Regions from separate parts of the Homo sapiens genome. Here region 1 is linked to region 2. Evidence: chromatin contacts called from ENCODE Hi-C or POLR2A ChIA-PET data. All regions are on one chromosome and are shown on one strand. Each heading gives the region's core, a stretch centred on a gene start or an enhancer-like site at or near the end of the contact. The rest is flanking DNA. Distances are from core to core; before and after follow the strand shown. Region 1 holds the start of ANKRD6 (ankyrin repeat domain 6). Region 2 holds the start of GABRR2 (gamma-aminobutyric acid type A receptor subunit rho2).

Region 1 (4,999 bases), core at 261-2,760, 120 kb before region 2:
CGAGACCAGCTTAGGCAACACAGTGAGACTCTGTCTCTAGTAAAATAAAAAAATTCAAAATTAGCCAGGTGTGGTGGTCCCAGGCTGAGGTGGGAAGATCGGTTGAGCTAAGGAGGTCAAAGCTTACAGCCTGGGCAACAGAGCGAAACTCTGTCTCAAAACAACAACAACAAAAACCCCGCCAAGGCTGCTATTGGTGTTTTGGGGATGAGAAACCCCCAATCAGTATACCATGGATGGGACCACCTTGGACCCAGGTGTGTTTGTCTTCATTGCCCAAGTTCTTTCCACTTACACTGGCCTAACAGAACCTAAGCATGAATGAATTCAACATCCAACAGGTTCGCAAAAGGTGTCTAACACACAAGAGTACAATGCCAAGCATTTCATTCCCATCACTTCACTGCATGAACACAATACTACGAGGTTATGTACAATACCTGCAGTTTAGAGTTCTAAAAACTAAGGTTTAAAGAAGTGGGTTTTCCAAAGTCACACACCTAACAAGTGGTGGAGTCAGAACTCCATCTCACGGGCCCGAAGTGGCTCTTTACTACCACGTGACCCATCTCATGCTACCTCGCGGGGGAAACATTCTTGACCAGCTTTGAGACATTCAAGTCCCTCTTGGGTCACAAATAATGCTGCACTTCCCCTCCAGTCCCCGAGATCTACCGGAAGCAACACACTTAAAAGCCCAAGATAAGCTTGGGTGAGCTGATGTCTGGACCCAAACCAGACAGCACGCCGACTCTCTGGACCCCGGGAGATGCCACTTGCTGAGGCTTCGCCGATGGGGCTCCTGAGGGGTATCGGCCCCTCTCCTGCGACTGCACCCTAGTGCTGTCGTCCAGGGCGGGGAGGGACGGGGTCATTCGGAGGCGGCCGCAGGCCAGGGACCTACCCTCCTACGCGCCGCAGACCGCGGGGTACTCGGACCCCCGCCCCCACCGCCCTTCCTTCAAACTGCAAGCGAGCAGGAGAACGAGGGACGAGCCCCAGAAGAAAGTTCTCCACCTCCCTCGCCCGAAGTTCCATATTCCAGGGAGGCAACTGATGCCAGGCGAAGAGGGAGGCGCCCCGGGGGGACCCCCTCGCGCCGGGCGTTTTCGGAGGCCGCAGGCCAGGGGGCGAGGCGCGGTGTCCGGGTCTCCTCCGCGGGCAGTCGGCGATCCTGGGGTGCCGAGGGAGCAGCGCCCCCTTCCCCCGACAGCGTCCTCCCCGACCTGAGGCGCCCACCCCGGTGTAAGCGGGGGTCCCAGGGAGCCGGCGAGGTCGCCTGGTACCTTTCTCTCCCGCGCCGGACGTCCGCGCCGCAGGGACCAAGGCCGGCGACACGGTGGGGGGCGAGGGGCGAAGACGGGGACTGGCTCCCGCTGGCTCCGGCGGCCCCAGGGCCTCGGCGCCGCCCAGCGCCGTGCCTCCAGCCGCCCGCGCGCCAGGCAGCGCTCTCGGCTCCTGCGGGTTACCTGTGGCCGAGCCCGCCGCGTCCGCCGCCGCAGGGCCCTCTGCCCCGTCCCGCCGGCCCCGCCCCACCCCTGCCGGCGGCTCCTACGCCGGTGCCGCAGCGCCTCCCAGCGGCGAGCCGGGGCACGGCAGGGACCCTCGCGAGAGAGAGGTGGCACCGCGGAGGCCCTGGGGCTGGCCCCGATCTGCAGCCCTCTCCTGGGTGGGGCCACCGCCTTCTGAAGAGTGGGAGGAAGGGGGCCTATAGTAGGGTGAGGTTTTCCGCGTGGGGGTTGCCAGGAAGTGTATTGGGAGGGGAGGAGAATTAGCAGGAGGAACCTCCCACCTTCACTCAATTCGTGGCCAAGTGGATATTTCAATATAACCATAGCTCACTTAACTGGGGCTGCTCAGTACAAACTGAACAACAATGATGAATGACCCAGATTTATTGGGGTAGCTGGAGAGGGGAAAGGAAGCCTTTATTTCTAACAGCTTGACTATAAGTATCTTGTTGGAATCATCCCATATGGAAATGGCAAAAGCATTGAGCGAGCCTGACCCCCATATTCATATCACACTTTACATACCATTATCTCAGTCTGGTTTTGTCTATTTTCATTCACAGCCACTTCTTCAATACCTAGAAGAGCTCCCTGAACACAGGAAGCATTCAATAAGCTACTGTTGAATACATGTAAGATGGATGGGATCTCATTCCACCCTTTGAAGAAGCATGGACAGGTATCTGCTCTCCAAAGGCGGAGAGATGGAAGAGGAGGCAAGCAGCACCCTAAAATGGACTATCAATCTTACCTGAGGTTTTGGGACAAGCTTATCACGAATCTGATTTTTTTTTCTTTCTTGCTTAAAATTTTTTTTTGAGACGAAGTCTCACTCTGTCACCCAGGCTGGAGTGCAATGGCACCATCTAGGCTCACTGCAACCTCCGCCTCCCAGGTTCAAGTGATTCTCCTGCCTCAGCCTCCTGAGTAGCTGGGATTACAGGTGCCCGCCACCATCCCTGGCTAATTTTTGTATTTTTAGTAGAGATGGGGTTTCACCATATTGGTCAGGCTGGTCTCGAACTCCTGACCTCGTGATCCTCCAGCCTCGGCCTCCCAAAGTGCTGGGATTACAGGCATGAGCCACTGCACCCAGCCGACTTTTCTTATTCCCTCTGAAACAGGCCTGGTTTCCAGGAGAAAAGAAACATGATGATTTCTTCCTTTTCCTTAAGATGTTTGTTTCCCTCTCTCCTTCAGGGATCATTAGGCAGGAGAGATCCCAAGAGCCTGTTTCCACACTAGGAAGGGGAAGTTCTTGATTTTCTCCTACTGCTTCTGAAATTTTCCCAACCCCATAGTCACAGCTGCAGTTTTACCTAACAGGATGTGAAATCTCTCTTCTGAGTATCCTTTGGCCTTTTCCAGACTTTTTTTTCCCCCTTAAGATGGGGCCTTGCTGTGTCACCCAGGCTGAAGTGCAGTAGCCCACTGCAGTCTTGAACTCCTGGGCTCAAGCAATCCTCCTGCCTCTGCCTCCTGAATAGTTGGGATTACAAGTGTGCACCACCATGCCCAGCTAATTTTTTTATGTTTAACACAGAGGAGGTCAAGGCTGGTCTTGAACTCCTGGGCTCAAGTAATCCTCCGGCCTCAGCCTCCCAAAGTGTTGGGATTACAGGTGTGAGCCACCGCGCCCAGCCCTTCTTCAGATTTGTGCCCCATTCCTGTTGCTCTACACCTGGAGCTGATAGAAGAACACATTTCCTTTCTCTGCTGGCTTGTAGCTCCAGGTTTCTCTCCAGGCAGGTTACTAATGAGTTCCTAGATAACCCTCAAAGTCAAAGTTTGTACACATGACCTTTCTTTTTATTTTTTGAGATGGAGTTTTGCTTTTATTGCCCAGGCTAGAGTGCAGTGGTGCAATCTCGGCTCACTGCAACCTCCACCTTCCGGTTTCAAGCAATTCTCCTGCCTCAGCCTCCCAAGTAGCTGGGATTACAGGCGCCTGCCACCACGCCCAGCTAATTTTTTTGTATTTTTAGTAGAGACGGAGTTTCACCATGTTGGTCAGGCTGATCTCGAACTGCTGACCTTGTGATCCACCTGCCTCAGCCTCCCAAAGTGCTGGGATTACAGGTGTGAGCCACCGCGCCCAGCCACATGACCTTTCAATGTGATCATTTCTCTCTTGTACTTTTCCACATTGAGTTTTCCTAGCTAGTCCCTCGAATAAACTTCCAAAGATGCAAATGCTCAGTTTCCCTGATAGGCTTTTAAAACATCACCAGAAAGTCACATTGAGATGAGATTTTAAGTTATATTTGTGGGTAGTCAGAGCAATGACCCCGAAAGAAACAGAAAGCCCAAGCCAGCCTGCAAGACATGTGAGCGCTCCTGGGAACTGACTGGTCTGCTTTTGTTCCCAGACTTTGATTAATGGGGATTCCTGGCAGGAGGTCTCATGAGAGCCAAAGCAGGCAGTGGCTGAGCTGCTTGGAGATCTTGCTTGCTTATCTCCAAGTGGGCAGACAGTCTTTGGGCGACCAACGAAGAAGACTCCTAAATCTCCCTCTTTATGAGAAGGGCTCCCAGGCTGCAGCTCTGTTCTTGCCCCTACGTTCAGCTCAATCACAGCCAGCCTCTTATATTCACCCTAGCTCACCCTCCTTCTGCCTTGTGAGAAAGAAGTTTGCTCTGCAAATGATCATTTTCACTGCTTTGTGATAATATAATCTGCTCCTATTTTCAACAACATGTCTTTAATGAGCTGACTGCATTAGCTGTCTTTCATGTTGTTAGCTTCAACGCAGCCTTCAACACACCATTCTGGCTTCCATCCCTGCCACTCCACTGAAACTGCCTTTGCTAAAGCTTCCACTCAAGGAAGAACCCTTCCATCTGCCGCTCTATAATCATATCCTTCTCTTTCAGAGGAAACCACCATCCTAAGTTTTGTGTTAATAATTATGTTATCACAAATATATGTGTCCCTAAACACTACATGGTTTGTTTTTGCGTGTTTTTGAGCTTTTTTAAAATAGAATCATTCTGCATTATTCCCATGCAACTTGCAGCTTTTGCCCAGCATTATGTTTCTGAGATTCACCTATCTGATTTCTCTGTTATATAGGTATTTTGTTGTAAAAACATAACACAATTTAATTACCCATTCTACTTTTGGATGTTGGATTGGCTCCAGTTTTTGCTATTGCAAACAGTGTTGCTGTGAATATTCTTAAATATTTCTCCGATACATGTGTGTAAGAATGTTTTTTAGGATATATACCTAGAAGTGGAATCATCAGGTCTTAAGGTAAGTGCACGTTCAAATTTACTAGGTAATGTCAAACTGTCTAAACTGGTTGTTTTCTAAAATTGTTTTCTAAAGTGGTCATACCAATTTTCATTTCTAACACCTGTATATGAAAGTCATCTGGCCGGGCATGGTGGCTCACGCCTGTAAATCCCAGCACTTTGGGAGGTCGAGGCGGGTGGATCACGAAGTCAGGAGATCGAGACCATCCTGGCTAACACGGTGAAACCCC
Region 2 (4,807 bases), core at 476-2,975:
GTCCCTCAAAAGAATTGCCTACATCCCCCATCTCTTCCTTATGAAAAAGGGTATATAAATGTCTGTACCATGCTGGGTAATTGGGTAATCATGATGTGATTTTCCTCCATGCATGTTAATAAATCTGTATGCCTTTTCCCCTATTAATCTTCCTTTTGTCAGTTGATTTTTTGGTGATCCTCCATGGGGCAAAGGGAAAACTTTCACTTGGTCTCTACAGCTCCAGATCTATTTCTATAGTCTAGAAATAGAACTAGACTTTCTCCTGAACTCCAGGCTCATGCTCTAGCTTTTTTTTTTTTTTTTTTTTTTTTGGAGACGGAGTCATGCTCTGTCGCCCAGGCTGGAGTGCAGTGGTGTGATCTTGGCTCACTGCAGCCTCTGCCTCCCAGGTTCAAGTGATTCTCCTGCCTCAGCCTCCTGAATAGCTGGGATTAACAGGCACGTACCACCACACCTGGCTAATTTTTGTATTTTTAGTAGAAATGGGGTTTCACCACGTTGGCCAGGCTGGTCTTGAACTTCTGACCTCAGGTAATCCACCTGCCTCTGCCAAAGTGCTGGGATTACAAGTGTGAGCCACCGTAGAATTCTTGATATTATTGTTGACTTTTCTGTCTCTCACCTTCTACTCTATCTGCACAGGCACCAAATGTATGCTACCGCAGAACTAACTTGAGTATCTCACTCTTCTGTCTTCCTTTCTCTTCTTCCTTCTTCGCTTCCCTCAGAGCAGGACCTTATTCTCTTTTGTCATCATAAGTTCCCTGATTCGACTGATCCCAATTAGGAATTATTTCAAAAATAAAGTAGATCATGCCATCTCACTTTGCTTAAGGGAATCAAAGAGCTTCTTTTGATTCTGTCATTTATACATAGTAAAATCCCAATTCTGTTTCACTTACGGCTATCCCACCTCCTGATCTCTGTCCTCATCTCCCTATGTTTCTACCATGAAATTTTCCATTGCCAGGACATAGCAAGCAATGAGTAGTTTTTAAACATATTCTATTTTGTTCAGTAGGTTAGACATAACCACATGTATCTCTACAATTCTAATGTGCTTAATTCCATATCCCAGGATAGGAATAAAGCCTAATTTATGATTGATTTTATACATTTTAGGGTTAAAGGCCAAAGTTAATTTAATGCTTATGGTAGGAAGAAAAGCTTACATAATCATGAATTCTATGATTAATGTCATCCTTGAAACTAAAAATGTATTTTATGCTTTGATGTTTTCACTGGAAAAAGTTGATCTATATTTGTGAGAAAGGAAGTATCCTTGCTCATAGGCAAAGCATATTCTCTTAGCTCCATAAATAAATCAACCCTAAGGAAACAGGTCATTCATGTTTACTCAGCATTTCCTGAACACATTTATGTACCCATCTAAATGTCCACCAAGTCCTCTCTGCAAATCTACTTGGAATCCGAGCTGACCCCCTGGTGGATGGGACAGACTGGTTTTATGCAGCCAGAAGATGGACCAATAATCTCAGCACAAAGCTGGCATGTTCAAGAGATTTAATTTTTTATATAACAGCTTTAGCCAAAGCTATTCTAGGATTCAGTGGAAGCAGAATTTCATGAGGACAAACTTCTCGACTAATGGCCAATCACTAATCAGCAGGGAGGGCAAAGCCTGGTGTTTGTGTCATGGCCCGGAGTGGAGGGGGTGAGTGGGGCGTCAGTATCAAATAGTAAATCGGGACAACTAGCCTGGCCAGCCTTGCCCTCACAGCCCCTCAGAGCAGCCCGTCAGGAGGCAGCAGATGGATCAATGGTCAAGCCAGGGGGGATTTGCTCTGCCACAGGCTACTGGAAAGCAGCTTTTTGCCTCACAGATGTCCACAAAATGCCTTATTTTACAAGACTCATTTTGTTCTTGTTTTGCTTGATGGTTCTCGTGGAGAGCAGAAAACCCAAGAGGAAGCGATGGACAGGGCAGGTGGAAATGCCCAAGCCAAGGTAAAGTCATAGGTGGGAAAGGAGGGAGGTTACCCTGCATAGTAGCAGCAGCAGTGGCACAGTGGGATGGCTCCCCAGGGGGCTAAGGTCCTATTGAGATATCGCCCTATGAGAATGAGAACCCAGCTACTTCACTGAACGCAGCCTCTCCCTGGGCACACATACTCTATGTGTCACAAGCATTGAGAGCAGAACTAGACTGGGATGAGCCTTCCTTCGGATGCCTGCGTTCAGCCAAAGCATTTTGATTTGAGGCAGATATAAATAGTTGGAGACGTAGTGGGTAAAATCATTCTCTGTACAAATCACATTGTGCTGCTTTGTTTCTCAGGGTTACAACCGATGACCTGCTAAATAATTACACTCAAGTATTTTGGGGAGAACTGTATATAGGAACCTAGCCTGAACTATTAAGAAAAAAATGCATACGGGAGTTGTCTTCCTTAAATTATTTGCCAGAGAATAACTTTATAATGATATTGGGTTTCATTTTACTGTTTTGAATCTTAGAAGAGGTGTTCAGAAATTTGCTTAATTATCAGAAATATATGTGTGAACAACAGTGAATGCAATTTCATGATGTAATGGAGACATTCCCAAGAAATAATAGCCCAGGATCTGCATTCAAAATCATTACATTACAAATCTAAGTTCCTTAGGAAGTTTATTTTGAATTGACATACGAAGCATCATACTCCAGGCCTGAAGTAGACATAAGGACTGTTAGACATGGAGATAAGAAAAGAACAAGCAGCTAAGATATAAACACCATGTGTGGCATGTTACACATTTATTTTCCATTCTACTAAGCATCAGATAAACTAGTGGTTTTGAATATAAATTAATATCTTGAGGCACATTTTCTAGGTCAGTCCCCAAACATTTTTGAACATGCGCTGCTGTCAATGACAAGTTTTTGAAACTGTACCTCTAATACATGCATATTTACTTACAAATCACATACATGTGCTGTTATAAATATGTATGTTAAAGTTTAATTGATTTCTTATTTTTAGAAAAAAAAAAAAAAAACCCTGAATATAAATAAGAGTTACAGCCTCTACTTCCAGTATCCCAGTGGCAACTGCTGCTCTGGGAGAGGTTATTACTCTCTTTTGTTTATTTGTTTGTTTGTTTTTTGAGATGGACTCTCTGTCACCCAGGCTGGAGTGCAGTGGCGCAATCTTGGCTCACTGCAACCTCCACCTCCCGGGTTCAAGCGATTCTCCTGCCTCAGCCTCCCGAGTAGCTGGGATTACAGGCGTGCACCAGCATGCCTGGCTAATTTTTGTATTTTTAGTAGAGACAGGGTTTCACCATGTTGGCCAGGCTGGTCTCAAACTTCTGACCTCAAGTGATCCACCCACCTTGGCCTCCCAAAGTGCTAGGATTACAGGCAGAAGCCACCACACCCAGCCTATAATTACTCTCTCTGGAGCCTAGTCCTACTCAGCGGAAGGCAAACAGATCAAAACCCTCAGAGGCCCTGCTCTGAACAACCCATGCGGGTTGGGTTGCCAGAACCATAGGCTGTTAAACTGGAAGGAGCCTCAGATGTCATCGGCCCAGCAAGTCCCCTGAACTCTAATTTTGGGAAACGTGAATGGCTGTTGAGTGAAATGGGGTTCCAGGGCCACCAAAACGTGGAAAACCCTGGTTTAGACCATTTTCAACAGATGTCTCTACAGCAGAACTTTTAGAACCTTTGTTATGCAAATAGGCACTGTGAGAATCTTGAAGAGAGGGATAAATTATGCAGGGCTTCTCAGAAACAACTAAAAAATCCACAGTTTTTTGGACTGTCTTGTGGGATTCCTACTCCATGGAGCACACACTGGGAAACTGTCCAAGTCAACTCATTTGACAGATGCTGAAATGGCTCAGGGGCATGAGTAAGTCACACGGCCTGCTAGTGGCTTCCCAACACTAGAATGTAGGTTCCTGATTTACTTAGACTGGAGGAAAATCTGTTCAAAACTGTCTATTCTGTAAGAACTGGGGTTCAGCACAAGTCCCTTGGGGTGCCCAGGGACCCCACTCAGCAGCCTGGGCTTGGCGGCACCTCCGTCTCACTTTTCCTCAGAAGTCCACAGTCTCATTCCCAAACCCGCGCATGAGCCTGGGCACAGCTGGGCTCTGACTCTTAGTGGGGAGGAGACTTTGTTGAAATCCAGCCCATGAGGTGTTAAAGTGGGAAAAGATGAACACATACATTTCAAGGAAGTAAAATATTTATTAAACTGAGGCTGGGGGAAAAGGACAGGGAATGTGGTTCTGGGCCTTTCTGCATCCATGAGAATGCACACACAGTCAGACAGTCAACAGGGTGACGCCTCCTTGTGAACATTTCAGCCAAGCCTCTGACAATTTATTTTTCCAAATTACTTTCATTATTGACACGCAGGTGTCAAGCTATACGAACAAATAAGAAAATGACCAGACCCCTTCTGATTACAGTCTTAGAGTGCTTTCTCTCTTTAGGATTGCTCCTTTTCTTAGAAGTCCTGTTCACACACACGGTCACACTCACACACATACCGCATGCCACATATGTGACTTCACGGGCACACACTATGCACATGGTCACCCTCACACATGCACACTGTGAAGACTTCTTTGAACCTGGAAGCCTTCCCTGCCTCACCCCAGCCAAGGCATGCACACAGAACAATGATTCCGCCCAGCAGCTGCTTTTACAAAGACCAGCCCCTATTTTCTGCTGCTTTGTGTCTCTGTGTACTAAATGGCTGCAGAGTGAGTCTGTTTCCTCTTGGCTGTTATTGGTTTTGTTCTGTTCTCCCAGCTCTCAGCCTTCCAACTTTATTCCTACTCCTCC

Evidence for each region. A loop is a pair of places that touch in the nucleus more often than their neighbours do. ChIA-PET counts read pairs that join two places held with the same protein, here RNA polymerase II (POLR2A). Pooled maps may share reads with other maps.
Region 1: a map of K562 shows a loop between it and region 2 (4-fold over the local background). The contact joins the promoter of ANKRD6 here to the promoter of GABRR2 in region 2. A Hi-C loop is called at or near these places in 1 of 168 maps with a recorded cell type or tissue (K562), 1 of 37 single-sample maps with no recorded cell type and 5 of 50 pooled maps. POLR2A ChIA-PET finds 5 or more read pairs at or near these places in 1 of 52 experiments (OCI-LY7).

Annotation. Positions count from the first base shown.
Region 1 is chr6:89,429,663-89,434,661 of GRCh38, reverse strand. It overlaps ANKRD6 (ankyrin repeat domain 6), which reads right to left and starts at 1,510. Exons shown (of 16, transcript NM_001242809.2): 1 at 1,287-1,510. LOC124901360 (a long non-coding RNA gene) reads left to right here. Exons shown (of 2, transcript XR_007059675.1): 1 at 1-1,245; 2 at 2,075-4,454. RefSeq lists a silencer at 1,239-1,718.
Region 2 is chr6:89,312,217-89,317,023 of GRCh38, reverse strand. GABRR2 (gamma-aminobutyric acid type A receptor subunit rho2) reads left to right here and starts at 1,725. Exons shown (of 9, transcript NM_002043.5): 1 at 1,725-1,971. The coding sequence starts at 1,859.